Regions from separate parts of the Homo sapiens genome. Here region 2 is linked to region 1. A link is a loop called in an ENCODE intact Hi-C map of the cell type or tissue named here. Cell type or tissue: dorsolateral prefrontal cortex. All regions are shown on one strand. Each heading gives the region's core, and the rest is flanking DNA. Links, peaks and the distances in the headings are about the cores only.

What was found. A loop is a pair of places that touch in the nucleus more often than their neighbours do. Peaks named below come from ENCODE experiments on the same cell type or tissue, not always from the same donor. Only the 100,000 strongest peaks of a DNase experiment are listed, where the experiment ranks them.
Region 2: it touches region 1 in a loop (2.7-fold over the local background); 4 of 110 quality-filtered maps call a loop at or near these places.

What each region holds. Positions count from the first base shown.
Region 1 is chr1:243,704,551-243,720,414 of GRCh38, reverse strand. The region is part of intron 2 of AKT3 (AKT serine/threonine kinase 3); the gene reads left to right. Among named protein-coding and RNA genes, the nearest start is that of AKT3-IT1, 82 kb to the left of the region's middle. RefSeq lists an enhancer at 5,824-7,250. In dorsolateral prefrontal cortex, for the core only: a CTCF peak has its summit at 7,322; a DNase peak (open chromatin) is centred at 6,554; H3K4me3 peaks cover 1,745 bases; H3K27ac peaks cover 2,913 bases.
Region 2 is chr1:243,487,837-243,503,700 of GRCh38, reverse strand. SDCCAG8 (SHH signaling and ciliogenesis regulator SDCCAG8) reads right to left here. Exons shown (of 18, transcript NM_006642.5): 17 at 14,561-14,687; 18 at 3,610-3,945. The coding sequence ends at 3,916. It overlaps AKT3 (AKT serine/threonine kinase 3), which reads left to right. Exons shown (of 14, transcript NM_005465.7): 14 at 1-3,977. Among named protein-coding and RNA genes, the nearest start is that of MIR4677, 150 kb to the right of the region's middle. RefSeq lists enhancers at 6,897-7,548, 12,815-13,338, 13,339-13,862. In dorsolateral prefrontal cortex, for the core only: no CTCF peak of the experiment used is centred there; a DNase peak (open chromatin) is centred at 7,330; H3K4me3 peaks cover 1,319 bases; H3K27ac peaks cover 7,173 bases.

The DNA of each region.
Region 1 (15,864 bases), core at 2,591-10,590:
CTCATCAAAAAGATTTTAAGATCCTTTTTATTTTGGCAAAAATATATGTAACATGAAATTTACCATTTTAACCATTTTTAACCATTTTTATTTTTATTTTATTTTTAATTTTTTTTGAGTTTGAGTTTTGTTCTTGTTGCCCAGGCTGGAGTGCAATGGCACGGTCTTGGCTCACTGCACCCTCACCTCCTGGGTTCAAGTGATTCTCCTGCCTCAGCCTCCCGAGTTGCTGGGATTACAGGCATGTGCCACCATTCTCCGGGCAATTTTGTATTTTTAGTAGAGATGGGGTCAGGCTGGTCTTGACCTCCTGATCTCAGGTGATCTGCCCACCACAGCCTTCCAGAGTGCTGGGATTACAGGTGTGAGGCACCGCGCCCGGCCACCATTTTTAGATATACAGTTGCTTTCATTTCTTATGTCTCTCTCTTAACACCAAGGTTATTAAGTAAGTATTTAAGAACATACAAGAGATGTTCAGTGTAGCAGAGATTGGCCAAATCCGTTTGCGCGTAATACACCTACTCTGCCCTAGCACCAATCTAGACTGTTTTTTGCAGCTGTCTTGGAGTTAGGTGTGGCCATACGACTGAGTTCTGGCCACTCACATGTGAGCAGAATTAACGCATGCCTCCTCTAGGCTTGGGTCATGAACATCTGTGTTCAGTGTTCTTTCTCTCTTCCCTTCTGATGGCAGTCATGAAACCAAGGAGATGGAAGAGCCTCTAAAAGGGAGGATTCTAGGTCCTTCAGTCACTGCCATTGAAAGGAAACATTGTTTTGACCTTACATGAGCCAGAAACAAAACTTTCATTGTAGTAAAGCACTAAGTTGTCATGATTTACCTCTCTCAGCAGCCAGCATTACCTTCACTGATACACTCAACAGTGATTTGAGTATGTAATTTAGTTTACTCAAAATATACTTCTCATTTCTTAGCAATTGGAATTGGTAGTCAGGAAAACTAAAGTTGAACTGAGGAGTGAGAAATTGGGGTGTGACTCCAGTTGGAGGAAGACTTGGTGTGGAACTCGATGAGATGAATAAAAGATAGAACAATTTGGAATGTTTTGTTAGGGAATTGATACAAAAAACTTAAAGTTAGCAGAGAGTTATGTGAATAAATTAGAGTAATTTTGGGAGTTGTAGGAGTAGGGGGGCATTATGAAATAAGAAAAGTCTCTGAGAGTTGGGATAGGATTTAAACACTATCGGTTTTTTTAAAAAGGAATTTTGCCACATTCCACATGCAGCTTGCAAATGTTTTTGCAATGACTGTCTTGACATATGTGATACTCAGAAAAAGGTGGAATGTTTAAATGAATAGAACTGCATACCTTATATATCTTGTTTGCTGGGAGTTAGATTCATTACTTGAATAATTTCCCTAATGAGTCATTCCCTTAGGGGAATTATCCCTAAGGGAATTATCCCCTTAGGGAATGACTTATCCCATGAAAATAATTGGATTATGGCTTGTTTTGTGCATATATGAAATCCAGTTTGTTGGACTTCTACAACACCTAAATATAGGTGAAATTTACCTTGTGTTTTGGACATGCAAAATATTGGATAGAATATTTAAAAAGAAAAAATTCATCAATTCATTTTGCTAGCATTTACTCTTCATAATTGAAGCTGAGGCTGGGTGCGGTGGCTCATGCCTGTAATCCCAGCACTTTGGGAGGCCGAGGCGGGCAGATCACGAGGTCAGGAGATCGAGACCATCCTGGCTAACACGGTGAAACCCCGTCTCTACTGAAAAAAAAAATACAAAAAAGAAAATTATCCAGGCGTGGTGGTGAGGGCCTGTAATCCCAGCTGTAAGGGTAGCAGCCTCGGGAGGCTGAGGCAGGAGAATCACTTGAATCCAGGAGGCAGAGATCGCAGTGAGCCAAGATCATGCCACTGCACTCCAGCCTTGGCGACAGAGAGAGACTGTCTGAAAAAAAACAAAACAAAACAGTAGATAGGTAAAATGTTTGTGGCTTTAGATAGCTTTTTTTTAAAAAAAACTTTAAAGTGAAGATTTAATAATTATAAATTAAAAATACACTACATGACTCACTTGATGTTTCCAATTTTCATCTCCTATGTAAGTAACGATACAGAGAATGCATACAATCGTTGGCTTGTGGACATCCATGTCCCCAGTTGTGTGTATGTTGGAAATGGTTATAAGACATGGGGATTTTCTTACCTCCTGTTCATAATTGCTTCAGCTACAGATCAGATTCCCTTCTAAACAAATGGTAAGAGACCACCTCAGCTGAGCCTTGGGTGGTGTTTTAGGAGCAATTGCTACTCTACTTGAAAAGGAAAGGTCCTCTGTTTTCTTATGCATAGCATCCAATGTAAAATGAATGTAGCTCTCTTCTTTGACCTTACTCTTATTTGCATACTTTAATGGGTGTAATCATAGAAATGTTGCATATTCAGCATAACTGGATTCTAACTTATAATTTATTTTAAAAATAAAAGTACTGTTAAAAGGAATTTGAGATTCCAGGATTTCTTACAAGTATAATGTACAATGTATGTTTTATGATCGAAATTAGCTGGACTTGAAGTCAAAAGAACTAGTTCAATAACATGTGTCTTAACTTGAAATCTTGGTTTCCTAATCTGTAAAATCACCAATATACTAGAATCTTGGTGTTAAAAGTAACCTATGGGGCAGTTTGATACCACCTTTAACTCAGAACTCAAATTTCTTTTATAACATCTTTGATATGTGGCCGTCCAATGATAGGGTGCTCAGTGTCTCATTCTTTAATCAGGTGCTTATAGCTTTGAAACTCTTGAGCATAGAATACTGATGGTAATATTAATATCTGACTTGTCTCTCATATGAAGTAAGGAGAATGAAAGCAAATATTAAAGTAGCAAGTAGTAGTTATACAGTGCTTTTTTAACTAATGACATGTGGGAACTAGTTACCATTTGTATTAATAATTTTTTAAAATGATAAACTAAATTTTAAATCTCTGACAATGACCATTGGAACCCAGCCTGTTTATCAGGTGGAGTCTGCCAGTGCTTCCAGTATTTTTGATACTACCTAGTCCTTGAAAATTAAAAATCTTGACCCACAATTTAAAAGCCACTGGGTATGACTCTTGGGAAGACATTTCGATTACCTAGTATACTAAAAGACTTTAATACAAATTGAAATTATATGGAAGTTACTTAAACATTTCTAAAGTAACACTAAACCACATTCTTTAATGTATTATGTGTCATGGGTAGCATTGCCTGGAAGAGGTAGCAGCAAGCTGAGTTTATGAAGGAAAAAAACTTCTGAGTGAGCTAAGGAGCTGGTGGGTAGAGTGTGGAAGATGGAGCAGACAGACTGAGATCCATCCAGGCCTGGGAGGGGAATGGGAGAGAGACCAGGGACAGAAGCCAGACTTGACACAATCCCTGAAGAAGATAAAAGAAAGTGATTTAATCACCTTCCAGATCTTACTTGCAAAAGGGCTACCTGTATTCTTTGGATGAAGTGTTAGTATTATTAGAATGACCCATTTTTACTTGTGTTAGCTTCAGTGGATCTTTGTTCCTTGTAACTGAAAGAGTTCTAATAGAGCACTAAGGTTAAAGACAAGTATCAGGGGTAAATATTTGGCTGAGGCCTGCTTCTGAATACTATTCTAGACATGACCTCTCCTCTTTTCGTTCTTTTTTCCACAACATCATTATAAAATATGAAGTAATCCTTTTTAATTTCTTGTCTTTCTGAATTTAAAATTCTATGTTAGGTATTCTCATTGCTTGATTTGTGTTTATTATAGAAATGAAGAGTTTGTTTTAAACTATGCATTACTCGAATTTCTGCTGAGGAAGTCCATATCCATATGTTAGGTTTTTTGCATCCCAAAGTCTTGGATTAGGTTTTGCCATCATTGTTAGTGTATCAATAGACCACTGCATTATTTTCTTAGTGGTATGTCAGTCTTTGACTTAATATTTGCAAGTATTTAATAATACCCCATACATTATAAATTAAATTGTATTTGGTACCTGCTAGATCTTATGAGAAATTATTCACATTTAATAAGAAAACAGCAACTTGTTACTTTTGTGGCAGATATGAGCTCTTAAAAGATGCAACGTAGGTAAATAAAAATGAGAATGTTTACCAGACCCACTAGGATCATTTGGTTCTGTAATTCTTATTTATGAACATTTTCTTACAGCTTTGTTCTAATTTAATTATCCCTATTCCCCTTTAGGTAAAGGATATCAGAATTGTGATTATATGAAGAAGAATTCTTCTTAAAAATCATGTATTCTTGGCAAATATTTCTTATTAGAAGCTTTTAAAACAGTCTTAATTTTTCCTTACAGACAAATTTTTCTGCAGTGTTGTCATTGATATAATCAAAATGGTTTCAGGTAGTTCAGAAATTGTTGACAGACTTAACTAAGAAAAACTTTTGATCAAATGGTGTAACAACACCTTTCCTGGACAAAGCCATCATTATTCTGTTAAATTTTCAGATCTTATATTCACATCCCATTTACCCTAAGTATTATCACTAAATGGAGTATTCAGTGTACACACATATCCTCAACTTGATTTTCCTAAATGGAAACAATTTTTTTTTCTCCACTAAGAATGGCTTTTTATTCATATGTGATAAAAAGATAAGTCATTTGGTAACACCTTTGAACCTGTTTTCAAAATAATGAAAAGTTTCTCTTCTAAAAATACTTTTTTTCTTTCCCTCGTTTATTTAACAAGAAGAGTTATTATGTAATGTTTTTCTGCAGATTTTTAGAAAAAGAATGATCTCTCTCCACTTTGTAGAGAATGATCCCATTTTTTGTTTAACACCAGATAGTATCATGACATTGTTAATACAGTAGGATTCACCCAGTTTGAAAGTATGCAGAATCAGACTTCTGTTGTTGGTCACATATTTCTCAATCAAAACATCTGTCTATGTCGAAACCAAAGTCGGCCCAGTATAATGAACTTTTAAGACCCATGTTAATATTTAAAAATATTTGGTAAACTGTAAAGCAGTATACAAAAGTGAATATTTTTATCCAAGGTGTAAATTGGTCATATGGCCCAATACCAGTAGCATAAAGGGAAGCCACTATACTAGTAGTGGGTGACCAAGTTTATTTCTGTTAAGCCAAAATGGAGATTTATTGTAGAAAATTATTAGTGGTACTTTCTGGATGAAGCCATTCCTTCTTAATGTAATTATGCCCAATTTCCTGGGTGGAGTCACAGTCTTTCTTCTAAAGACAGATTACTTCAAGCTTTAGTAGGGACTCTTAGTTCTGTCTTGAACTAACAATACCTTAAAATATTCTGCTTCTTCATGTCCCCAAAATATTGATCAGAAGGATACTTGTGGTCAAATGGATGCTGTAGAAATTCAAACCAGTGATTTTACTCCACTTGAAATTTAAAGGATTCATATGAGTTCTAGTTGAGTATGTCAGTTTTAGAACATAGTTTATATTGAGTAAACACAGAATATTTTACCTAAAAGGGTCACACAGATGTCATTACAGTGAATTTACTTCTGATTAAACTAATCTTGTTCCCTATATATTTTGATATATATTGTGCCATGATAACCAGTGTACTATTAGTGTTATTAAAGTCTTTCTTCAAATAGTAGATTTTTATAGAATTTTGAAGTAGACAAAATAAGTCAATTTATGTTTAGATTTAAAAAAAATGTGAAAGCTTTTCTATATTCTCCTCCCCGTGCCAGATAGGTGCTTGGCACAGAGTACTTAATAACTATTTAATAAATGACAGAATTTCTTTTCCTAAAATTTTTAGGACATATGCAAGGAAATTTCTCTTGCATCTAGGTTTACTGATGTATATGAGGAAGAGTTACATCTGCTTCAGTGAAATACAAAATTAAACCAGGTGATCTTTCTGAAAAATTATTCTTATGGTGACATATCAGAAATCTTATCAACAGCTATAGTTTATTCTGTTGGAATTTTCAAAATACACTGTGCCTTAACTTAGAAACACTCCAATGAACTTGTATTCATTAGTGTTTTGTTGAGTTAAAGAAAAAATATCTGTACAAAGTGGACACATTGTTTAATTTTGTTTTGCATTTTACTAGATTGCAGTGCAAGGCCAATAAATTAAACCTAGGCAGTTCTCTTGCTAATTACACACAACTTATCTTGAGTATCAGATATTCAAATCCATTTTATGAATATGGTAGAGAGAATAACAACTGTAAAACAAAGCAGTGTGCATGTAAGTGACTGTTAGCGTGCATTTCAGAAAGGATAAATGCTCACCATATGGTACAATTACTGTGTCCAAGTTTTCAAATTAGCTTCTCTCATCCTCCTTATTACTGTCTTTAAAAAGAGAGGAAAAAACCCAACATGATTTATCTACTCTGCAGCAGAACTCTTGACGCAAAACAGCAGCCCAGTTCTGTCCAGTTTTTTTTTCCCTTAGCATAATAGAGGCTGTCGGACTTTTTTATACTAATTACTGTGTGAGCCTCAGATGAACCCCCTTCAATTCACAGGGCTTTGTTAAGGGAGGAGCTGTCAATGTGTCTGCCCGTTTGCAGCTGTGCTGTGGCTTTAGCTTGCTTAACATTATGCTGCTTTTTAGACTTGACAGAAGGGATTTTTTTTTTTTTTTTTTTTTTTTTTTTATTAAGGCAAAGCAGCCTTGTAGCGAAATGGTTTAAGCAGCTGCATTGTAGGGAAGCACAAAGAAGTTATTATTGTGTCTGTTTAGGGGGGTAGGATGGAGGGGGAGATATTCGGCTGCTGTTGATGCCGATTGTTGACTTGCCATCTGCCAGATAGGGAGAAGAAAAAAATGACAGCTCCAGCAGGGTGTTCAAGAGGTTGTTTGGAGAGACGCATAAACATGTGCAGATGTCGAACTGAATAATGGCTAGAACTTGAGACGGTTTATGATGCTGCTGATGTTTGTGCATATACAGAATGAATGTATGTGTGGATTTGGTTAACCAAGGGTACATACTAATTATCATTGTTTTCCTGCATCCCCCCTCCCTTATTTCGTTAATTAGTTTAGGGGTTTAATACTTCCTCTTCTCTCCCTTATTCATGTCTAGTTTTAGAAAGCAACTTCTTTAAATGGCAATACAAAGTTTCTTATTTCTCCGTGTTGATGGTAGATAACCTGTTTGGCTAATGTTAGGTGTGTACTGCTAACTGCCAAGAGGAGCTTTTGATGAAGGAATCAGTCAGGTGATTTGGTGTGATCTTAATGCATACATGAACGTTTTAACACTAGTCGGCACATAAACTATTTTAAACTGAATCGATTTGTTTCATAGCCTACCACTAGGGGTGAGGTAGAGAGTACCCAGTTTATTTTGTAAGTAATTCCATAATACTTTGAACTTAAATGTCGTTAGTTGTGAAACAAAGTTATATAGTAACCTGGCCTTTTTGATCAGTACATACTCTTTTTCTCATGGTTGTCATGGATTCTATAAATGACAAGCGTGCATTTTTATCAAGCATTAATGAGTTGGTTGTATATTTCCTTCTGATACATTCTTGACATTAGGTGTTAGAGATTTGATATATCTGGAATGTTTTCAAATGCTGTGATAACATTTATATTTAGATGGAAGTGAGCATGTTTACTTAAATGTCTGGTTTATTACTTTCACCTTAAATAATTGAGAAGAAACAGTGACCTTAGGTAAAAATTTTCCATATTACTTATTTTCTAGAACACCAAAAATTTTTGTAACATTTCAGAACCAATCAATATGAATGGAATAACTAGAAAACAAAAAAGAGAAGCTCTGACTTTTCTCCTTTTTTCTTTTTTCCGCCCAATGTGGACTTAACATTTCAAAAAAAAATATGTGTGGAGAATTAAAAAGTGCTTATGTTGACTTTTGGAACTCATGCCTTCCTAAAACATTTAAGGTTTTGTTGCATAATTATCAAGCAGAAATTGCCCAAAGCATGGTTGAAAGGCCAACGTACTGACAGAGCTTCGTGTCCAGAGTAATGTCTTTCTGAAAGAATTAAAGGAAGGTTATCTGTTATTTTCTGCTTTTCATAAAGAAATAGAGGTCAGGTCTATCTAGAAAAAACTTTCTCTCTCACCGTCAGTTTTTACTCAAGTGACTCTAATCCGTGTTTGCTGAAAAGGCATAGAAAATCATCAGCCACCTTGACTTTTCCTTTGTCTCATGTATTTATTTCTTTTATATAGGTGGCCGTGAATATATCCATATTTGTGTGTAGGATTATGTCCATGTATTTACAGTTTCATAGTCAATCCTAATATCCCTACCAAGTTTGGAGGCGAGCAGTATGCCATTTTTTAAGTAGAAGGTGTTTGTTATTAAAGTGAGAGGGTATGGTTTGTCAGTGGTCAGGATATTAATGAGTGACTGGGAAAAGCAAGCTTATACCAACTTTTATACACAAGCAAACTTGCAGGTCTATGCTTTATTAATGATATGTTACTTCTGATTCTTTCAGAGCCATTTGCTAAATCTTAGTAGTACAGGCAAGTATACATATTAAGGTGATTGAAATATTAAAGGCAGAATGTCTTTGAAGTTACAAAGACCAGATTTAAATATCACTTAACTTAGATGAGTGAATTTACTCATAGTCACTTAAACTATTTAAATGTGAATTTCTTCATCTTTTGAAAGAAGGAAACAATACTTGCTATTCAAGGATCTTGTGAAAACAAAATGAGATAATATATTTAGAATGTCTTGAATGAATTCAGTAGTAGCTGTTAGTATTTTTATTAGGTGTTATGTGCAAGTCTAGAGCTCTGTAGCTATTACAATTGGAGTATTTATATAATGCTCTGACTATCATAGAATAAGAATACCAAGCTGTAGAGGCTGTTTGAGAGAATGGTCACAGATAGAAGGTTGTTTCTTGGAACCTTATGTTTATTTAGGGATATATGATTGTTTTATAAATGTGGAGGGAAATAAATTATTTAAAGAAAATATAAAGAAAACAGTTGGATAAAAGTATTTCGGATGTATGGTATTAGTGGTTATTTAGTGATGATGATTTCAAATTTTGTTCTTTTGTTTGTTTGTTTTTGAGATGGAGTCTCACTCCGTCACCCAGGCTGGAGTGCAATGGCATGGTCTGAGCTCCCTGCAACCTCCACCTCCTGGGTTCAAGGGTTTCAAGCGATTCTCCTGCCTCAGCCTCCCGAGTAGCTGGGACTACAGGCACGTGCCACCACACCTGGCTAATTTTTGTATTTTTAGTAGAGACGGGGTTTCACTTTGTTGGCCAGGCTTGTCTGTAACTCCTGACCTTGTGAACCACCCGCCTTGGCCTCCCAAAGTGCTGGGATTACAGGCGTGAGCCACTGTGCCTGGCCAGCTGATTTCACATTTTGTTCTACAAAATTATTTTTCATACTTAAAAAAGTAACCTCAGTTTATTTTGGAGCTGAACTTTTCTCTGCTACGGCCAGTACTTAAGCTGTATTTGGGTTATTATCTTTAAAATGAGACTTTGGAACACCTAGCTAAAAATAATATTTCTTCTCCTCATGGAGGTTTAAAGCATTATTTGATTGTCACAACTCTTTATTTTGCAGATGAAGAAACTAATTAAGCTCACATAGGGATGAAAGTGCTGAGATAAGCAGAAGTGTTTTCTTAGAGAAGTAAAGAGGATATGGCTTTGGTCGACATGAGGAAGTCAGTAAACCTAAAAGTATGATTAATTCCCATACAGATGTAGGTGGTGGTTCTTTACATTTTTCTTTTCAAATTGTTTTCATCCGGCATTCCACGCTAGTAAATATTACTGAATAATTTTGGATGATGAGTCAAGGGTTGTTGTACCTGGGAGAGCCACCTAATTTAGTATTTAAGAGTCTTTCATAGGACGGGGTATAGTGACTAAGAACTTCTATTTTGGTTTAAAAGAATAAATTGGTTACACTAGAAAAATAACGCTCACTTTTGAATGGAGTGCTAGTAGCTTCATATAAGGATATTTTAATGTTTAATGGCACATGGTGATGGATGCCAGTATTTCTAGACAGATAGTTAAGTGTTACAGTCTAAATTTATAAACAAATAATTTTTGTTGTTTTTTATAAAAAACAACTTACAGTACCAAAGAAGTGGAAATATCCATAGCCTATGAAATATATCACAAATGAGGATGAAACTGTAAGGACATTTTCACAAATAAATGAAACCGTACTTGGTATATTTTCAGGATAATTCAGAAAACTTCAGAAACTTCTAGCTTTAATGTATATTTGAATTGTGCCTCATCAAAATACTGCATGAATAGCAATTTTTAAAAATATTGGCCAGTATGTTGAAAACAGAGTATTTCACTGTCTGACATATTGTTTAAGGCATCTTGCTAAATGTTTTGGCTTAAATTTTTTAATGTGTTTTAGTTCAAAAAAATCTGATTAAAGATGTGGGTAAACGTGGTAGCACTTTTTAGAACAGAAGATGATTAAGATACAAAGGCAGGAAAAGCATAAATCGTGAAGTTTGTCTATTTTTTTGGCCAAGCAAGTCACTTATTTGCTTGAGACTGGAACACAGCATCAAAGTTCATAATTTTATACTTCTAAGGAAGAACGCATAGAACAGCAGTTGTTGTTTCCTGGCATCTTTTTGAAGAGATATTTAAACGTAAGTATATATATTTATTATAGAAAAGAATTTTATAAAATGACCTTCATTCCCTTCCCTGAATTTGTAGTATGTTCAACTGTTAAGCTAGTTCCTTTTACCTTTTGATTTAGTAAAGAAGGATTTTAAATAGAATTTAAATTTTTATGATCTTAAAATATCCATGATATTATATACTTTAAAAAGAATAAGACTGTTTAGTAGTTCAAATTTTAAAAATCTAATTTATTCAAAGTTATGCTAAATAATGGCATAGTTCCTGAGTGGAGAACTACTATACTTTGAATTATAGAAGCAAGGACTTTTTTGAAAAAGTAAATACAAAACCTAAATAAAACACATTTTTACTAAATGGCAATCAGTGTCATCCACGTGAGATCTTGCTGTGTCAAAGTAAATTTGCTGTTTACCTGCTTGTAATAATTTTTATCTTCCTTCAATAGAAGCTCTTTTTTTTTTTCTTTTAATGCTAGGTTTTGTTTTTTTTTTTCTATATGGGAGAAGTGGTGGGACCTGGAAAGTTGGATAGTTACTAATTAACTTGTATGTAAAACTCTGACATAAAGATTAGCACTTTTTATATTCTTAAAGTAAAGGTCTATCATACCACTGGATTATATAGGGTAAGTTACTCAGTGTTTTGTATATAAAAAAAAAACTTTGATAAGTGAATGCTAGAAAACTTTTCCTTTCTGTGAAATAGCAAAAGGAATAAAACACCCAGTGTACATTGATTGACTTAGATTCTAGAATGGATAATCCTTATGCTATGTAAAGATTCTTAGTGTAAGAATCAGTTATGAAAACTCAGTGAGTGCTTCAACTCCACATTGCCAATTTGTCATTTGCATTATATTTCATTAATAAATGAGTGATTTGTAACAAACGAGTGTATTGGTATTGGCTGCTTTTAAGAAGACACTTTGGAACTGAATTGTTATCCTCCTCAAATTACTTTGTCTTTACTGAAAGATTGTATATTTAGATGTCCTGCAGTTTTTAAAAACAAATTATTCTACAGAGAGCAAAACAGGAACTTAGATTATTTATGCAATGTAAAATTCTTATATACTTTTTTATTTTATTGTATTTTGGATGACTTCAGTGATACTGATGATTCCATGCATTTTCCTTCCTGATGCCTTGGTTTTAAGAAAATCTTTCCTTTCAAAGTCACTGGAAACATTTGAAAACAGCATTATTATGCTTACTGAGGTACAGATAATGATGAGGAAAGAAATATGTACGTATAATGAGCAAATATGCCCATTTCATTTTAAGAAATTTGTTTTTATTAGTATGATAGGTAAAGATTGTTTTCTGAAATTTCTATGTGTTAGGTAATACTGCCCTCAGAGGGCCAAGGTAAGTAAATTCATTTTTAACATTGAGAAGCAGCTTTTCTATTTATATTATCTATAAGCTTTCTTTGGGGAGTACTCAAAATTATTTATTTGAGTAATTGAATAGTGTTTGATTTGTGGTTGCATTTCTTTGATTTGTTGTGTTCTTTTAAAATGTTTGTGCCCTTCAATTCGACGATATCATTTAAACATGTTCAGTTCTAGTCTAAGAAAATGTTAACATGACTGGCCATAAATTGTCAAATTAGATGGGTTCATAGAGAGTATAAGAAAATTACCTGGAAAAGTTAAGATGATTTTACTTGGCGGGTGCGTTTTAGTTTTTGTGTCTTTGATAGCAGATATTCTAGTATTCAAAATTATTTGAAGCCACACTTTTTAATATAGAGCAGTATTCATTAAAATGGAAGCATAGATTCCCTTCAGTTTTAAAAACTTAAGCATAATCACATCTTTCAAATATAATATGAATCAAGAGTAATTTACTTTGCTGTATATGCAGTGGCTATGTATAAATATACTAGAAGTTGAAATACACTTATTCCTGTGCACTTATAAAAGCATACGTTTTTAAAGTAGAGGTAAAGACCTGATATTGATGTGTGACTTAACACTTCTTTGAATTCAGAATATTGGGGATTAGATGATGATTAATTTTTGTAATAAGAAAGGAAGAGTGGGGAAGGCCTGATGTCAAAATAATGAGGTGTTCAGCATCATGCTGTATATCCATGTAACAAACCTGCACATGTACCTTCTGAATCTAAAATTAAAAAAACCCAGAATAATGAGTTGTGTCCTTTTTTCTTTTTGTATGGAGTAACTTTCTTATAATTTGAAAGAAACATTGCAATGTTTAGTAGTAAATTCAGTGGAAGGCTTTTGATTTTTTTGCCCTATAGTTAGTTGTTATTGAATTAAGAAAGATGATTTCTGTGACAGTTGGTATTGTCAGTCTTTCACTAGAGATTTCAATGAGTTAAACATAAGCGACACTCAGTTCATTATTCTTAGTAATGAGGGATGAAGACAGGACATAAGCAAAGTGAATAACAAAAATAGAAATTTTATCCACAAAAAATCAATACCTCCTTTGCTCAGCTAATGTGCAATAGTGATAGTCTAGACAAATTAAAGAAATTCCATTTTATTTTAAACACTCTAGTTACTTTTGTGTAGTCTAACATATTGTACATATTAGGTACTCACTAAATCTCCTTTGATTGGTTTCCTTAGCCTTACTCTGAGATGTTTTATTCAGTTAACAAATGCTTACATAATGCTTGCAGTGAGCTAGATGTTGTTCTACATGCTTTACAAACTTTAATTTATTTCTCCATTATTATTGTCCCCATTTTCCAGAAGAGGAAGCTGAGACCCAGAGAGATTAAACAGCATTCACTGTCTCTCACACAGCTAGTGAGTGACAGAACTGGCATTTGAACCCAGGCAGTCCAGCTTGAGAGTGTGCGCTCCCAACCACTCTTTGAATCTTAACTCTGTCCTTTACTAGCTTGTCCCAGTGTCTCAGAGCCTCAGCATGGCTCTCTGTGAAAAGTGAGAATACTGCAGCACCAGTCTCAGTGTTGCTGTGAAGAGGGCTCTGTAAGTGAAGCCTGAGCACAGTGCCTGGCTGAGGACATTCATGTTTCCTTTTCTTCCTTGCTCTTACCTCTTCTTCCTTTCACCACTTAACATGCTGTGGTACAAGACTCAATCAGTACATTGTCTAAGGAGAACAAAGGAGGGAAGAGAGGAGTTATGAAGGGCATGGATTCATCCTCAGAATAGTGGAGCTCTCGGTTTGATGCAGTGCCATTTTAGGGTCCATACTACTAGACTTTTCTTAGAGGAAAAACTCCTTGGTAAGAGTCTAAGATAAAGTCCTATTAGTTTTTATTCTGTAGAGCATTGATGTTAGTATAGGAGTGGGATGGGTGGGTTGAACCACCTGAGAGTTTTTTCAGATGGCACAGACCACCTCCTGATGAGCAAGCACTACAGCCTGCCTTCTCTGCAAACTCCCAGTTAGTGCTGTAGTGAGGCACCATTATTGTTATTTGTCATATCCATCAGGCATGTTCTAACAGAAAAGTGGATTGAACCATACGAGGTTGTGTTATAGAGAGACTTCTCTGTTTGAGAGAGCTTTTCTGACAGGAGTATAGTCTTTATTTCAAATGGTGGTAGGTTTATTTAGTCATTGAATTAATGGTTATTGCCCACCTCTGTGGTAGTTTCTTGCGTTATGGACTCACTGCTTCCATATTTGGTATTCATTAAGGTTATTTACTGCAGTGTATATGCCATGTATGATATTATATTTAGATAATATAAGGTGGTAAAATGGGAAATATTTACAATAAGGAAGTTTTAAAGTTTCTGATGAAATTATATTTTTAAATTGGTCTATATTTATAATAGTTTAAAATTCTATGACTACTTTTTGAAAATGGTGCAAGAATGACTTTGTGTTAAATCCGGTGTGTGGAACTGGAAACTCTGCTCTAATGCAGTAAACAGATTTTTAAAAAGAAAGCTCTGCTTTCACAGCCTACAAGGGTGCAGATGTAAGCAAAATAATAACTTAGCTCACACTTAACCCAGCAGGAGGCTGCGTACAGATTGAGTAATTCTCCACAACATACCTACTGCTATGTAAACTAAAGTCACCGTTTATTCTTCATTAAATTGCCAGGATGCTTTCTGTTGGCTAGTCCGTGTGGATGCTTTGTTCTCTGTGTCTCCACCCAATGCCCCTGTGCCTTCCTTACTCACCTTGCTTTTCTCTTAGAGTAAAACTGGGTACTGTAACTCTATTAAGATGTTATTGTGTTTAAGAGAATAATTTAAAAGCATCACTTTGGTTAAAAATGTAATGTTTCCTAAAAACAAGTGGAACAAGGATTTGATTAGTCAATTTACCGAATATCATGAAACAAATACCAGAATACTTAAGGGTAGATGATAATTATGCAGTTTTCTGGAAAACAAAAGAAAATTGTAAAGCAGATAAAAGTACTAACAAACCAACCATACTGAGATCTTAGAGAAGTTGCCATTCTAACATCTTGTGGTTGGTATTCAATGCATAGGTATTTTTCTCATCATCTCATCAGCTTCAAAGCAAAACATGGACCCCAGCTTTCTTTAGGAAGCCGATATGAAAACTATACTTCATAATATTGCTTCTCGGACTTTTGGCTAAGATGAAGTGAAAACTGTACTTAATGTAAAAATGACAAGTTCATGCATTATGCATTAGAATGAGAGTTTCTTGACTATAATATACTTTTCAAAATAATCATGAGGGAACATATGTGGCAAAGCAGAGGAATGTGGGTACATCTGGAAAGCCTTTAAGACATCTCGGAAGCACAACACAAAATCACGAAAATTGTAAACACCTTCCGTGTGGCCAGCTGCAGTGGCAACATTGACCAGTCCAAGAGCAGACAAACATCTCAGTGACCCAGAGTTTACCGGGTGAAATAACCATAAAGAGAAATTCAGGTGTTTAAAAATCTGACCTTATTAATCAATATTATGCAGAAATCAGTGAGAAAGACAAGAATGGGCAATAATCTTAAAACCTGAAACGTAAAGATGTGTTATTTATTATTCTAGATGAAAGGGTAGTAAAGCTATTGCCTTGCTTTTGCTTGTGTTATTGTGAGGCTTCAAGGAGGAATGCAGGATGATGCAGTGCCTCATCTTGGAATCAACATAGCAGCAAATCGAAGAATCCTACGCTGATATTCTTCCCAGTCCCTTCCCCACAGTTAGACGTCAAACCAACAAATATCATCGACTACCTTTTTCTGAATCCACATGAG
Region 2 (15,864 bases), core at 3,492-11,491, 220 kb after region 1:
TTTTCTTTTTCTGTATATACTCATGTCCCCCAGATTCCAACATTTCTCACTGAAAGGGGGCATGTATGCAAACCTCATCTTTCTCCTTCATTAATGATGATCTTCAGATTAAACCCTTTGGTGCTAGGAGCTGACAATTTCCAAAGCAGCCTGTGAAGTCCTAGGGGCTGGGGGCCACTCTTGCGGCAAGCAGAAGGCCATCCTACTCCGCGGAGTGATCATGGAAATGTATTTTAGTTAAACTCTGACAGCTCCCAAACGGAAGACTACAGCATGACGTAGTATTATGATTGCATTGTATGAAAGAGCAAGTGACTTTCTAAGTAGGATGAATCATATTCATATGCAGATGTCTTAGCCTCTTGACGCTGGAAGTGTGGATTTATAGCTATGAAACCACTGCTGGCAGTGGGTGGGCCACTGGGACTGACGGGGGTTAAAGGGCATTTTACTAAGGCAGCTAAGACATATTCAGACATCAACGTTATCCTTCTTTTTCATATTTCTACCTGAGTGAAGTTCATCCTTAGTATTGAGTAGGAAGTTACAGTAAATGGTAGTTCATTCTTACTTACACACATAGCTAATCTTTTTTTTTTCACTTGGAATTATGTTGAATGTTTCATTTTGACAAAAAAGTAGACTAGAAGGTATGTTCTTTAAGTTGTCTTGCATCCATTATATAAGAAAGAAACAGGTGAGAGGAAGAGCAGAAAGCTGAGACTGGCTGATGTTCAGAGCACTTACTCCTCTAGAGGGAAAGCATGACACCGAACACTAAGCACACAGCTTTTTGTTGTTTTGGTTTTTTCTCCCGCAAATCTTAAAGTGATTCCCATGACCTTGGCCAAGGACACTTCTTAAAGATTAATGACTGGCACTGACATTGCCCCAGGCGGGCCACTCCTCACACTGGCTCTCAGTTCCCAGCCATGCCTGGGGCTCAGTCACTTCTATTCCACCCTCTGAGACTCCATTGGTGTCACACAAGGTGTCTTCTTGGCTTTGATTTTGAGAATCCCCTATTTTCACTTCCAGATCTGTCAGCTGCCATGGAGGAATAATAGAAAACCAGAAATGCGTGTAGAGGGAGATTTCTAAAACTTCCCTTGTGTCGCCCATAGTTGTAGTTTTGGGTTCTGGCAGGTGGAACACCCTGAAACCTGGAATCATTCTATGAGAATACAGTTCAGACTTTGCAGACTCCAGCCCATACTAACTGTCATGAAGCTTGACTTCTTGTCATAATGCAGCCATCTTGGAGGAAATTGGCCATTTCTGCTTAGATGGTTGGCAGGGTCGCGCTCAGCTTTGCTTTCTACACTAATTACATAGCATTATTCAAGTATTGTTTTCCATTTCCCATCCCTGATTTCCAGCTTCTTAAAGCTGACTGTTCTTGCAGGGGCCACTTGCTTCTCCTAGAGTACAAAAGTAAGGGCCTTCCTTACTAACTGCAGGGTCTCTCTATTACACCTCAACATACACACTTTGCTGCTACTGTTTGTACTGTCTACAGTAGAATTTCCTTATCTTGCTCCTGGTAGTGCATTACAGGCAAGCATGAAATGTAAAGTATTTATTTAAATAAAAAGAAAACCTCTAAATTGGTAATTGAATTACCTCCCTGTAGCTTTATAGTTTGTGACATTTCTTGACCTTGCTAGTTCTTTCATTAGATCTGCGCAAGATCTAGTCATCTGGTTAAGGATTTTAAGCAGATGCAACTATAAACCCAAGAAACTGTATTACTATTACTGTTGGTCATACTAAACCTGTCTATTTCCTGAAGTATATGACCCACAAGGATGTGGAATAACTAGGAGAAACTGTTTTTGTACACTGTACATCCTTAGTATTTTTACACGTATATGATAGGGATGAACATGATTTTCCTTCGTACAGACAGCTTAAATAAAGCACTATGTCAATCTGCTACTTCTCTGTTTATTGTTGTTGGATGTGGTTCTATAATCCCCCCAAATTAAATCTTCTTTAATGAAAACATGATTTTTAATAGCCCCAGCTGGTATTAACCTACCTTGTATAAAATGTGACAGGAAAATATAGAAATAATTCCTTGTAGCTCACACACACACACATAGGGGATCATTTTTACTTCAGTGAAATGGCAGTAGTGCGGTTGTGCAAACTTTGATGAACGGCTGCTTCTGAGGGGAAACGCTGACCTCTCAGCACTGGATTTAGGATGGATGTACTGTGAAGCCAGGGATGAAGGAGGTCTCAGACCCTGGGGACATTCAGACCCGAATCATCTATACAACACACGGTTTGGACCCAGAATCTGAAGGAATGTAGCTTTTCATTAACGTCTTCCTGATAATGTACTGCTCTGCATATTTCCTTTCTTAGAGTGTATTTCTAACAACATGTCATGGCAAATTAACAAACTTAGACGTGGGTGATGTAGATGGGTAGGATGGCTGGACTGCAGTCTGACTTCACGTTGAATCATTCTGGATGGGGCCTTTTTCTGATTTTACCTCATAAAGCTACTATTGTAGAAACTTGGCTTTGCTCCTGTGACGAAGCCAGACAGAGGAATGGCTTTTGGGACCAGAGTGAGTCAAGCATGTATGTGTATGTCACACGGCCAAATTTGAGGGCATTCTCACATGTGCTCTTCTCTCAAAACCACTGGGGTTGACAGATCCAGGAGGCTAAAAAAAAGTGACCTCTATAATTCTTTAAAGGTGCTATTTTTAGAATATTGTATAATTTATTCACAGTATATCTAAAACAGAATTAAGGACAATTAAAATATCTTATGTGACAGCCTTTATGTCTAGCACATTTGATGAAATAAAAAACTTCTGAATCTGAATAGAAGTTCTACTGTTTCAGGCTTGAACCTTTTACATGCTCAAGAGATTCAAATGGTCTCTGTGTGTAGATCATGCCACCGCCTCCAAAGCCTAATCCACATCACTTCTGAGAGGCAAGGCTGAGCATATGGTGACATCAGCTCTGTGTTGAGATGGTGATGAGGATGATGGCTCGCTGGCCAGGCAGGGCAGCCGAAGGTCAGGGACCTGTCCTAACTAACTGCAGCCTTGCCTTTAGTGTTTGTCATTCTCAGATACAACACGGTATGTCCAGTGTCCGTTTTTATTACTTTAAAGCATTTGAGGGCTTAATTGTGTATAGTAGAAATACTATTTTAGACAAATAATTATCTGTGTACAGATATTTGATATACTCTAAGTAAATTTTCTAATTTCACTAAGTACGTTTTTAGGCTCCTCTCAAATACTGCGTATTGAAGAAAAAAATCTGACACCACCGAGCCAAAGATGCTTTTTTGTCTGTTTTCGTTGTTTAACAGAATGGAAAGAGTAATGCATAGTGCTTCCTGGTGTCTCCTGATTGATTGATTGTGCACAAAGTAGGACGATAAATAAATAAAATGGAGTCTGATGGGACATTGATTAAAGGTGAAGGATGATTGATATATAGATCATGAAAAGAAAAATGAATGGCAGGAAAAAAAGTTTGGTCCTTAATATACTTTGGCCTAGTTAAAATATGTGCCTTTTTGGTGTGTTTTGTTCATCACTACAAGATAAAAAGGAAACATTACAACTCAAGTCTTTAAAAAGTTCATTTATTGAAAATCATATGTATAACCTAGCATACGAATGAGCAGATTTAAACACATAACTTCAAGCCATTTCTGAAAACATACACCAGGAGCTCTGCTCAGCTAGAGTCAGACTCCAGCTCCAGCCCGACTGCGTGCGGGGACAGCGCCCGCGTTGATGAGGACCAGCCCCACTGCAGGCTGAGGCGGTGTCACCCTGGGAAGGTCGTGGTGCGTTGTGGCATATTAAGTCTAAACCAGATGAATGTAAATATCTCTTTGTAAATCATTTATTTCACTCTGTTCCATCCAGGTCAGCAATCAGATTGTGGCATGCTGGGTAACTGGAAAAAATAATAAAAAGTAAGTTTCAATAGCTCATGTTCTTCAATGTTATTTGTCTTCTCATTTGCTGGTTTAGTCACCTTTTATGATGAAAACTGTTGTTGGAGAAAAAAACCTGTTGCTAAAAATGTGGAAATTATATGAAAAGTTTGTGCCTCATCTTGTCCACATCAAAGCCCTTCACATATGAAATAAGGTTAACTGGTTTAATGGGTTAAATTTGAAGACAACCTAGACAAAAGACACGCCTGCCTCTTAAATAAGGACAGTCTGGTGTTAGGACATGGCCAGAGAGCCATCTCTTCTGTCCGGGAAAGGACACATTGATTTGTGCCATAATCTGTTTACTGAAAATTTATCTGACCTTAACGGCAGGTAATTCTAGAACAAAAACAGGGTGTAGGCCAAGTGCCCCTAAGAAATTCCTCGTGAAACAATACAAGCTGAAACACCTCCAAATTTGTAACTGCAAGCAATTTATTGTAACCTATGAAAAAGTACTTTCACATGGAAACCTCACATGTGTTGGAAGAGGGGATTGGGTGTACTGAGGTCTCTTAGTTTTACGCAGATACAAATGTTCCAAAGTAGCTTCATGCAGATCAGGTTGGGGGAGAATCACAAGTTCAGAAAGTATTGAATACTGTTCCTGGCCTCTGCTGCCATGGCTGCCCAAATTAGTTTAAACCACATCAGGAACTAGAGTCAGAAGCCACTGGAAATGTTTCCACTCCACAAAGCATGTCTGGAGTTTCTACTGTGCACTGTGTGGGAAGGTGACTGGGCCACAGTCCTCGCCCTCTAGATTGTGAAGTCCAGAGAAAAGCCAGGATGGTATTTTCCAAATCCCGGTTTCTACGTCAGATAAATTGGGACGCACTGCAGGGCCAGGGGCCCAATCTGGTCCCTCTTTCTTTAGTTAGGAACCATCTTCCAAAAAGAGAAGTGGGCCTGCCCCTCTCCAGTGAGGATTTTCCAAGCTGGACTCCAAGGGAGGACTCTATCAACCTAATTTAAGCCATCATTAACATGGGGATTTCCAAGACAGGGCAATGAGTGAAACTGAATCCGCATTCAAGAGAAATATATGAACATCAGCCTGTTGCCTTTTATGAAAAATGAGAAAAAGTAATGTTTACATTTCAAGTAGATTTCCCAGTGTGTGAGAGACCCTGAGGACAACTTTTTCTTGAACAGGTCTGTGAGTAGTGGGGTGGTCTCAGCAGGGTAGTTAGAGTAGGTGGGGGGCCTGGCCTCAGGCTGAATGCAGGTGGGGCTCCGGCAGGAGGCCTCACTCCTCCTCGTAAACCTGCCATCCCATGCACACAGCCCTCCCAGGCCCGTGGAGCCAGGTGGACAATTTCCTGGGCCCACGGGATGCTTTGTTCTCCAGGCCCTGTCTGAGTGGCCCATGAGGAGTCCACCCCATGCACTATGCCCTAGAGCCCTGCCATTGCAGAGGGGACTCCCTTCTGTCCTCAGTGGGATACTGACAGCACGGAGACTGCCACCAACACGATCTGATTGTCAAACGCAGGGTTTGCACCAAGCTGACGTGCCCTCCAGGCCAGGTGATCGAACTGACCCAGCACAGTCCTGCTAAATGACTGGTTTGAATGGCCCTCCACCCCTGCTCCATGGATTGGCCACATAAGGCAGGTGGCCTGGTGGCCTCGCTCTTGACACAGTGGCTTCCTAACTTTAGAAATGCTAGGATGACTGAATACAAAAGGGATAAGCATAAATCCCAACAGATAACACTTCAAAAGAAAAACAACCCAACAGTGGCTCACACCTGTAATCCCAGTGCTTTGGGAGGCTGGGGCAATAGGATCGCTTGAGTCCAGGAGTTCGAGACCAGCCTGGGCAACATAGTGAGACCTCATCTCTACAAAAAAAATTGTAAAAATTAGCCATGTGTGGTGGCGCACCCCTGTAGTCCCAGCGACTCAAAAGGCTGATGTAGGAGAATTGCTGTAGCCCAGAATTCAAGGCTGCAGTGATGAATTTTGGGTAGAGAACACACCCACGTACACACAATACAGAATAGGCGTAAAGACCTGAAGTAAAAGTAAAATGTGTTGCGGAATTTTTTGATAAGCTCCAGGAAACAGGCATTTCTCATGATGAGTCTACATAATGCCTGTGGGCTCCCAGGCCACCTAGCAATTTATCACTATCGGAGCTGTTCCAGAAACGGGTGACCTCCTGATTCCGTGGGCCTGCATGGGGGTGACACAGATGTACGGGCCTCACCAGGAACCAATCAAAAGTCAGCCTGATTCCTTCCTGCGGCAGATCAGCCATGGCCATCTCTATGGGCTTTGTATTTCCTGCGGTTCAGGTGAGAAGCCCCATATCCATCCCCACTTTCACACTGTTGAACTTACCGTTCACTGCTCAACGCCCCCCCCCCCACCCGTGCCTACAGCCGTGCCTGACCCATGGTGAGCGTTCAGTCAGCACTGGAGGGCTGGATAATTTGTCCTAGGAGGTCACCGTTTTGTCGCCTCCATTTGCTGACTCTTTGGTAACACACATTTCTCTGACCGAGACAGAAGCCTTAGTTACTGCCCACATCTGGCTTGTCTGCCATTAGGGATATCCACGATGCTTATTTCCAGGAAGTCCTGTCATCAACACCACAGTGATCATGGTCTCGTCCAGGAGAGTAGAGCGTGCGTATGCCAGTGGGACATGAGCCCTCAGCCAGTGTCTCCCGTCCTTCTGCCCTTCCATTTGTCATCATGGCCCTTGCTGTGGCCCTCCTGTGGCTGTCCTGCAGCTCAGAGGGGGGCGACAGGGCGCCCTGGCCACTGCTCCCCTGCCGTGCTGTCCACAGGTGGTGGAAACGTGCCCCCATCTGCAGGCACACAGCTGCTAACCCATTTTCTTTGTTCTCATTTTAAATCCTATCGGAGTCATCTCTCCACAAACCCTGCCTCATTTATTTCTAAAGTTTGTTAAGTTCTGAGTGTAAGAAATCAGTTGCTCTGGGTGACCTGAACTGTTCCCCAGGCAACCACACTGTGGGGTCCAGCCAGCCTTTGCTGCTGCTTTGTTCCCAAACCAGCCAGAAGTGGCAGCCCGGGGAGATGGTGGCACCCCTCGCCCCTGCTCACAGGAGACCTGCCCGGGCTTCGCACTTCACTGTCTCCGTGGGTGGCTCTAGCCAACCCTTCTGAAGGTAACAACCCCTTCCCCCCCTGCTGTCCGCTCTGCTCACTGGCACGCTGTCTCTGTTTGGCCAAGTCAAAACGTGGTCCTGTTCCTTGTGTGTCTGGCAATAAAGCATCCATTTGTAACTGGAGAGGGCAGGCCCCTCCCCCTACCTCCATCTGGGGCATTTCAAAGCTGGCCCTGAGTTGACAGAGCTCCAGGGCAGCCCCTGCCTCGCTTGGTGGCTCGCCTCCCGCCTCCGCCTCGTGTTCTGGGCACCGGGGCCAGGGCTCGGCAGCTGTTCCAGCCAGGCCCGGCTCCGCCCGCACCCGCTCGGGTACCTGCCCCCATCCACACATCCTGTGGCCTGAGAAGAAGTTCATTTCCCTGCCCAGCCACTTCCCAATTCCATTCACTTCATTTCTCTGGGCCTTATTTTTCTATCTGTACAAAATGGTTATTTATCTCAAATGGCCCTTTCAAGCCCACAATGATCTCAGCACTAATCCTGTTGGTTTCATAATCATCTGTGCTGGGCTCTGGGTAATATGAGGCACTTCCTTTTAAAGGGAAGCTGGTTCTTTCTTTTTCTCTGCCAGAAATCAAGTGACATGAAAGCTAACACATGTCTCTGAAGCAACGCAGAGCTGAGATTCGAATCCAGGCAGTTTGACCTCAAAGTCCAGACTCTCCCATGCGAGGCTCTCCTGCTTGCTCTGGCAGATGAGGGGCAGCCAGTTTGATATCTACGGAATTAAGCTGCCAAATTGGGAAGGCAACCTGGATGAAATAAGCCACGTGAGCTCTGGCTCGCCACCAACGCACTGAGGAGAGAGGTGCCCTCAGCATGCTGGGCAGAACGTCGGGGAAACGCGGCCTTCGAGCAGGACCGCCCACCTGTCAGAAGGGAGCACTCCTCTACAGAGCCGAGGGGCAGTCAGCCACCCTCAGGCCCCTGCGGCCCTGCTGTCCCCAGCACAGCGACTGAAGTTCTCACTGAGGGGCCTCGTCCCCTCCGGGTCAGGCCTTTCCAGGAACCTGGCTCTGCCAGCTGCAAAGCAGGCGGGGGCTCACGGTTAAGGCCATCGCAGGGCAGCGGCCATTCTTCCCTCCTGGCTGCCCGGCTGGGCCCCTGATAACAGCCTCCACACCGCAGTCAGAGTTCAAAGCCCTCCTTCCCTTCCACCGCAGGGCTTGGCTTTGCTGCTTCTGGGCTCCGAGAAAGGAACAGGGCCGCAGAAACCAGAGGAATGGAAAGGTATCCACAGAGAAGGCCGCCTTGCAGACATGAAGTGGGACGTTCCGTAAGACAGCATCTCGAGCTGGACTTGGCGGGGAGAGGGAGGCGGCCCCGCACAGGCCAGGGAGGCCCCAGCACACATGAGGCCGGGGTGGAGGCCCTGGCTCTGCGGTGCCACCTGTCCTCCCCAGGGCGCACCCAAGCCCAAGGGTTCCTTCCCAACCGTGGGGTCTGAGTTTGTCATCTTCCAGCTTTCTCAAGTCCCCTGAGTCATGAGAACTTCCTCTACACACAGGCAGGTCTGTGTTTTATATGAACCATGTTTCCATGGTAAATAGATTTTAAGAATTCCCAAAGGACAGACAGTGTCACCAACAGCAGAGAGTGGAGCCTCTGGCTGCCTCATGTTTGAAAGTGTTAAAAATAAAGACAACACTGACATTTGGGGTTGTAATGTGACGGAATTACAGTCTTTTAAAGGCAAGAACCACTTATCTACACTACATGCAATATTCAGTGTTTTGTTCACTTGTCTAATTGGATTAAAATATTTAGCTCCCTTTAAAATCTTGATTGTGAATTTATATTGTGAAATGTAATGTCTGACTCAGGAAGCAATAAGTAGAGTGAATGTATCTGAAGGAATATAAAATTCAATTGACTTTTCTCCCATGATTCTTATTCTGAAAGTACTCACTCTTGGACAAAGTGAACTGTTAACGGAAGAGCAAGTCTGGCTAAAATGAAGCCCTATGCGCTTTTCAATATTAATTATACACGGGGCGCTCAGTCAAAAAACAAAAAGTTTAACTGTCTGCTGTTGGAGGTGTTTGGGGAAGTTTCTCCGAAGGTCGCGAGATGCTTATGTTAGACATGCAGCACCCAGGGTCTTGTGTCATTTTTTAAAAACACTCAGGCAGCAGGGAGTTAATGACATTTTAGCTGCATATGTTCAAGTTTATTTAAAAAAATATGCAAGTCACTTTGGTTGACAGTGTCTTGTACACAGTTTTGAAAGAATCAGGGCAAACTTTAACAGAGTCAGTTTTTATTTGAAAAATATTTTCTGGGAATGTATCAGTGTTTATTTTTGAGACTGACAATTCGGGTGAAAATCAGGATAAAAACAAAAAAACAACAATTTGGTTGAAATCAAATTGTTTGTTTTCATCTATTTAGAATTCTTTCCAAAAAATCTTGGTTCAGGAGGAGGCTTTTTAATTTATTTTATTCAATGTATTTGCTGTTCTATTCAAGCGCCATCTGTCTTACAGGTAGCTAACTTTGTGGTAGCTCCTAAGTCAGCTGGGCGAGGCCCCCAGGGCTCCTGGAAGGACCACAGTAAATTAGGTGACACCTCCAAGGCCTAACATGGGCAGCCTGCAGCAGCTCCGCCTTGCAGCCAGGCCTCCCTCGGCAGGGAGTCTTGCTCCCTGAGAGCTGTCACTTTTCTAGAACCTCCCTTCTCCCTTTGCTTCCAGTTGCAATGGGCCTTTCCTCCCTTCATCATCTTCTGTGTCTCTGTGTCCCCTGCTTGTTTTCGGCTCTCTTCTATGAGTCCTTTGGTATAATGAGATAATGTCGATGATCTTGAATATAATCACATATGGCTGCTGGATCCATGCACAAGTTTAAATCAAATTAGAAAGTAAATTCACTGCCAAGAATGCTTAAAAGTCATAGGGCCAACTGATTAACCACTGACAAGTCAGTTTCCGACTCTGTTTTCTAAACTGTAAGTGATTCATATGAGGGGACTAAAAGGGAATCACTCCCCAGATTGAACACTGCAGACAGAACCAAGCAGCCTGCTCAGGATACGACGGCTACCAGAAAATGCAAGTCAGCCAAAACCGTATTCATTACCAAATAAGAAAGCAGACACAGAAAATCATCTTGATGGTTGAGACCATCCTCTAAGTGGACAGATAATTTCTGTTTTCCCCTGTCCCAGATGCCATTCTCCCCAAGACTCATGTTTCCTCACCAGCTGGCTCCAACCTTCCTAGCCAGATGTTAGAGCCCCCAGGCTCTGGGCCGCAGACCCCTGACCCTGCTCCAAGCTGTCAGGCCCTGCCCAAACTCCCCTGAGACCCACCACCCTCACCCCGAATCCCCCTCCCCCCACCCCCACCACCAAGGTTTCAGCCTCCCCCAGCCAGGGCCTGCCTCTCAAGAGGGCGAGAGTGCGACTACCCAGCCCAGTCTCAAACAAAAGACAGGCCAGGGTGTGTGTCTGGAGGCCCTGACCCTCCCGGAATACAGAGTGTGGGGAACTGCATCTAGGCAAAGCTGGGCTAGTGCTTCAGTGTCTGTTTCTCCACAAGGACAAGTAAGAGCCATTTCATGACATTTAAAAGCTATTTTCTTGAAGTTGTTTCCGAACCCAGGTGAGGCAGGAGATCAATAATGCCATTATTTGTAGTCACCCTAAACTAAGAACAAGCCAAGAGGCCGGGCAAAGCTCATGCCTGTAATGCCAGCACTTTGGGAGGCCAAGGTGGGCAGATCACCTGAGGTCAGGAGTTCGAGACCAGCCTGGCCTACGTGGAGAAACCCAGTCTCTACTAAAAATACAAAATTAGCCAGGCGTGGTGGCAGGCACCTGTAATCCCAGCTACTTGGGAGGCTGAGGCAGGAGAATTGCTTGAACCCAGGAGGCAGAGGTTGCAGTAGGCCAAGACCATGCCATTGTACTCCAGCCTGGGCGACAAGAACAAAACTCATCAAAAAAAAAAAAAAAAAAAAAAACAGCTGGGCGCAGTGGCTCACGCCTGTAATCCCAGCACTTTAGGAGGCTAAGGTGGGCGGATCATTTGAGGTCAGGAGTTCAAGACCAGCCTGGCCAACATGGCGAAACCCCGTTTCTATTAAAAATACAAAAAAATTAGCTAGGTGTGGTGGTGGGTGCCTGTAATCCCAGCTACTTGGGAGCCTGAGGCAGGAGAATCACTTGAAGCCGGGAGGCGGAGGTTGCAGTGAGCAGAGATTGCACCACTGTACTCCAGTCCGGGTGACGGAGCAAGACTCCGTCTCAAAAAAAAAAAAAAAAAAAAAAAAGCCAAGAAACGAGCCGAGAGCTTGAGCCAGTGCCCTGAGTCCTGCCCACCGCAGACAGCGCCGGGGAGCGGGGAGGATGGGGGTTCTCGTGGCCAAAAGCATCCATGTGGCAGCTACCACTACCAGGGGCTCCCTCTGCCAGCCATGTTGTTGTGAGTGTTTCAGAATTCAAGCAGAAACAATTAGAATAATGAAGCCTGCCAACAGGCTAGACACTTCCTGTTGGAGGCCACAGGCCAGCCTGAGCCCCACCACCAGGGGCAGCGGGGCTCAGGACCCAGGACAGGGAGGGAAGGAAAGGGGTGGACTTTGCTTTGGAACCATTGCCCGACCCATTCTCTTCTGGGTATTAAGTGGACAGAGATGTTTAGAGTTTGACATGCAAAATTAAGTTAAGCTTAACTCATCCAGGCTGAGAAAACGGAAGCCTTTAGTTAAACCATCTCTAACCCGGACATGAGGACAGCTCTAACCCTCAGCTGCCCAAGATCTGGACCCACAGGCCACTCCAGGAAAACAGAGAGGGTGGCTGAGCACTCCGGAGCCCTCAGGCGGCACCGCATCCAAAATACCTGCTCGAACCTACAGCAGCCTCGCCCACATCATGGCTCAGCAGAAGCCTAACTCACAACTCAAGCTGATTCCATGACAAGAAGGCATCGCAGAGGCTGAAGCCCACTGACAGCCCCTACCTAGAGGTGAAGGCCAGGCTTAGCCAGAAAAAGCAGGCTCTGGGTTTAGATATTCAGCAGAGAGCTTGCAAACCTGGATCCCTGCCTCCTCTCTGACCACTAGTATTTGCAACTGAAAGCCAACATTCCCTCTACCAAATTTCTTTTGTCATGTTCATATTAAAATAACTCCAAGTGTAATATTTGAATCTGAAAGGCCGCTTTAGAGATGAGCCAGATGGGCCAGTATCAGATAGCACAGGAATGGGCAAATCATTGCTGTTGCTTCAGGCAAAAGAAGAAAGAAAGACCTGCTAGTTTTTCTGAGGATTTTTTGAGGTTTGGGGTTTTTTTAATGCGTTTTGTGAAAATTTTGCAACTCATTTGGCAATAGCCAGATTTTTAAAGCCCTGGAAGAAGCTTCTAAGCATCGGTGATCCATGTTAAGATCTAAGTGTGCTGTAAAGCAGGCAGATGGGGAGTTAAAAGGCAAAGCCCACGTTCTCCTGATCTAGTCCAGAGCCCAAAGGAAGCTGCCGTGTGCTCCAGCTTCCACGGAAGACTCCCCACAACCTGAGGTCTGACAGAGTTCTTGGCTTTAGAGGCTGAAGATTCACTCATGCCAGGAGTCACGGTCCCTCCCTCCTATGTGACAAGAGCCTAGTCACCTGCCAGGAGACCTAGTGGCTCCAGTGGTCCTGATCTTTGGCTGGCCAGGCCTAAAGCAGGTGCTGCTGGGGCCCTCCCTGGGGACCTGCCCACAGGGCTGGGTTCTGGGCTGGGTCTGGTGGAGGATGAGGGGGTCATCCTGAAAGCAGAGGGGAGGGGAGTGGCACTGGTCCCACAGCTGCTGCTCTGCAGGCCTCTGCCTTCCCTGAACCTCTCCCAGGACCCTCTGAAGATGAGGGAGAAAGGAAACACCCTCACACGTCCTCAGCCTGTGTGCCCAAGGGCCCGTGGGGCATCCCGCCTGCACTCAGCACTCCCAGTAGCCCGTGAAGCCAGGCGTGCACCATGCCCACTGTGCAGAGGAGAAACTGAGGCTGGAAAAAGGCTTAAGTTACTTGTCCGAAGCGGGGGCAGGGGATTCAGCACAGTGACACAACCTGGAATAATTCTCTGTTCTTTCCAGCTCCAAACACTTCAGAGGTTTTCAAAATGTAGTGTCGTCCAGAATCATCCCAACAGCTTGGCAAAATTCAGGTTCCAGGGCCCTGCCATGGAGCGTGCCAGGTGAGGCCTCGCCTCCTAGATTAGCTGTGGCAGTGCGGCTGTGGCTCGGACTTTGAGCGGCCCGCTCCCCCACAGTCCCTGGGAGCAGTCTCAGAAGCATGGGGACAGTAGAGGCATTTCCACCTCCAGGCCTTAGCTCCGTGGCGCCTGGGTGTGCTCATTTACTGTCTGTGAACACATGTTTGGCAGAGGGATTTTGGACCGAGTGGGAAAAGTCAGTACTTACAGGTTCCTTGAGCACAGGGTCATTTTGTGAGGAGAATGAGACTCCTCTTCGTTTTCATTTCCAGATGCATTTTTCATATTAATCATTCCAAGCACTTACTGCCTGAAGTCCCCAGGGCACTCACAGAGCACCTGGGTGCAATCCTAATTAAAGGCGGAGGCCTTGGTCAGCCCACGGACCACCTCATTATCCTAACAAACTGCTTGACGGGGCAAAATGCACAGCCTCTCTGACAGGAAGAGAAGCGATTTAGCAAACGAGGTTTCATACTGTGTTCCAAATTCACCGGGACACTTTCCTTCCTCCCTTTTCCCTGCTGGTGGCCCCGGATCTAACCTGAATGGGGAAAGCCTGGGCTGTGGAGTCAGGCTTAGCCTCCGTTTGCGGTGTCCCTACTTGCCAGCTGTAATGCTTGTCTGGGCCTTAGTTTCCCTATCTAAACCATGAAGACAATAAAGTCAGCATCGCCTGCTTGTTCAAGGGTAAAGGGAATTAATGCATGTTCTGTGTGTAACACTGCCGGGTGCTCTGCAAGCACTCCAGATATTAGCCCAGTAATCAGTCAGCTAATTTAGGATGAGATGCCTGCCTTCCATTCAAGACGACTTTGCTAATTGGGAACACCTCTTTCCTCAACCAATTCAAACCATACACGACCTTCAGAGGCAGCTCAAGGCCACCATCCTCCAAAAAGCCTGTTCTGCCGCCCACGGCCGTCCTCCCGCTTCTCCCTGCTCTCGCACCCTCCGCAGCCTGCACGGCGCAACTTGGCACTCGGTGTGGTTCGTTGATTCGCGGGCCGGGGTCTGTTCACCTGCACGGACTTTAACTCCCTCACCAGGACGGGCCCATGGCTCCGCTTCTCTGGGTCCTGCACTGTGCCCAGCACAGTCTTCGGGACCTCCCTCCCAGCTTACTGCTAACCGATGTGATCCGTGAGAAAGCCGGCCTGTTGAGGTGCATAAAAGATCCACCTGTAGACGCCCGCCCAAGGACTCCCACCTGCGCCGCGTTCTGCACAGTACCTGGGTCCGCAGCCGGTCCACCTCTTCCGACAGGCTCTGCCTCTCCAGGAGAAGCTGGTTCTGCTTGCTGAGGAGCTGCACCAGCTGCTGGGCTGTGGCCTGGCTGTGCTTATCCAGCTGCCTTAGCCTGGAGAAAAATCCACCGCAGAATTAAAGAGGGATAACGTCAGCCTTTCAACAGGCCCAGGGGCTGTGTGTATCTGAGGGAAGCCCCTGATAGGGAACCATGAGCAGGACGCCTAGGGTGACCCTGAGGTGCCAGGCTCTGGCTGGCACTAGGTCCTTGGTACGCACTGTGTGAAGGTAACATTCTAGCAAATGTGCGTGGGAACTGGGAGCCATCTCAGTACACTATCAATTAGAAAACACGCAGATAAGTGGGGTAAGTAGAAGGAAAAGGAAGCTTTGAACTCCCAAGCAGAGGTCAAAGATGAGGGGCCTAAATGCCGCCATTGTTCAGCTGGAAAGGTCTCTGGCAGGCTGAGCAGACGGCCGCCCCGGCTGGGGAAGTGGGTGAGGGCCGTGGAAACACTGAAGTAAGGGTTTTCCATTATTAATCACTCAGTCAATCACGAGCTCCGGCATCGCTGACCAGATGTCTTTAAAGATCCTAAATTTGTCATTCTGCTGATGGGCGCTCCTCTCCAGACTTGCTAATTCACTCAGACCATTATCCTCATCTGTCCACAGTCGGCTTCCTACAGCCAGCAGCACAGTCACCCATGGAACTGTTGGCTTTGGATTAAATGTGGAATTGAACGACTACCCAGAAGTGTTCTGGAAAGAAGCGAGATGTGTGGCCTGCCTCACCGTCCTCACCCATCAAAAGCACCAGCAGGCACGTTAACTCGAATTCTCACAAGGAAAAGGCCATTAAAGCTCAAGGTGCATTTCAAACTCCAGGCTACTGAGCCGAAGGCCTCGTGGGCCGTTCTGCGGACACCGGCCTCTGGCTGCCCTCAGTCCGGGCTCTCCTGGGACTCCGGGCACAACTAAACTTACACGGCCACACGTTTGGGCCTTCGGGTTGGGATAGGTTCCTTTACAAAAAAGGCCGCACATGTGGGCACAGGTACCACTGCCCTCTGGGAAACCCGGCGATGGTCGGTACCTGCCTCCGGCGCTGCTCGGCCCACACCCTCCCATTTCCCCACGGCTCCCCCGGCCCTGCCCCATCGCCCTGCTCAGCCTCCGATGGATTTGGCTAGAGTCTTTGGTCCAGGGGCCCGAGCCCCCAGCCCTGACCCTTCCCCAGAACGCACCATGACTCCCTGTTTTCAGCCACACCCAGCGTTGTCCGGGTC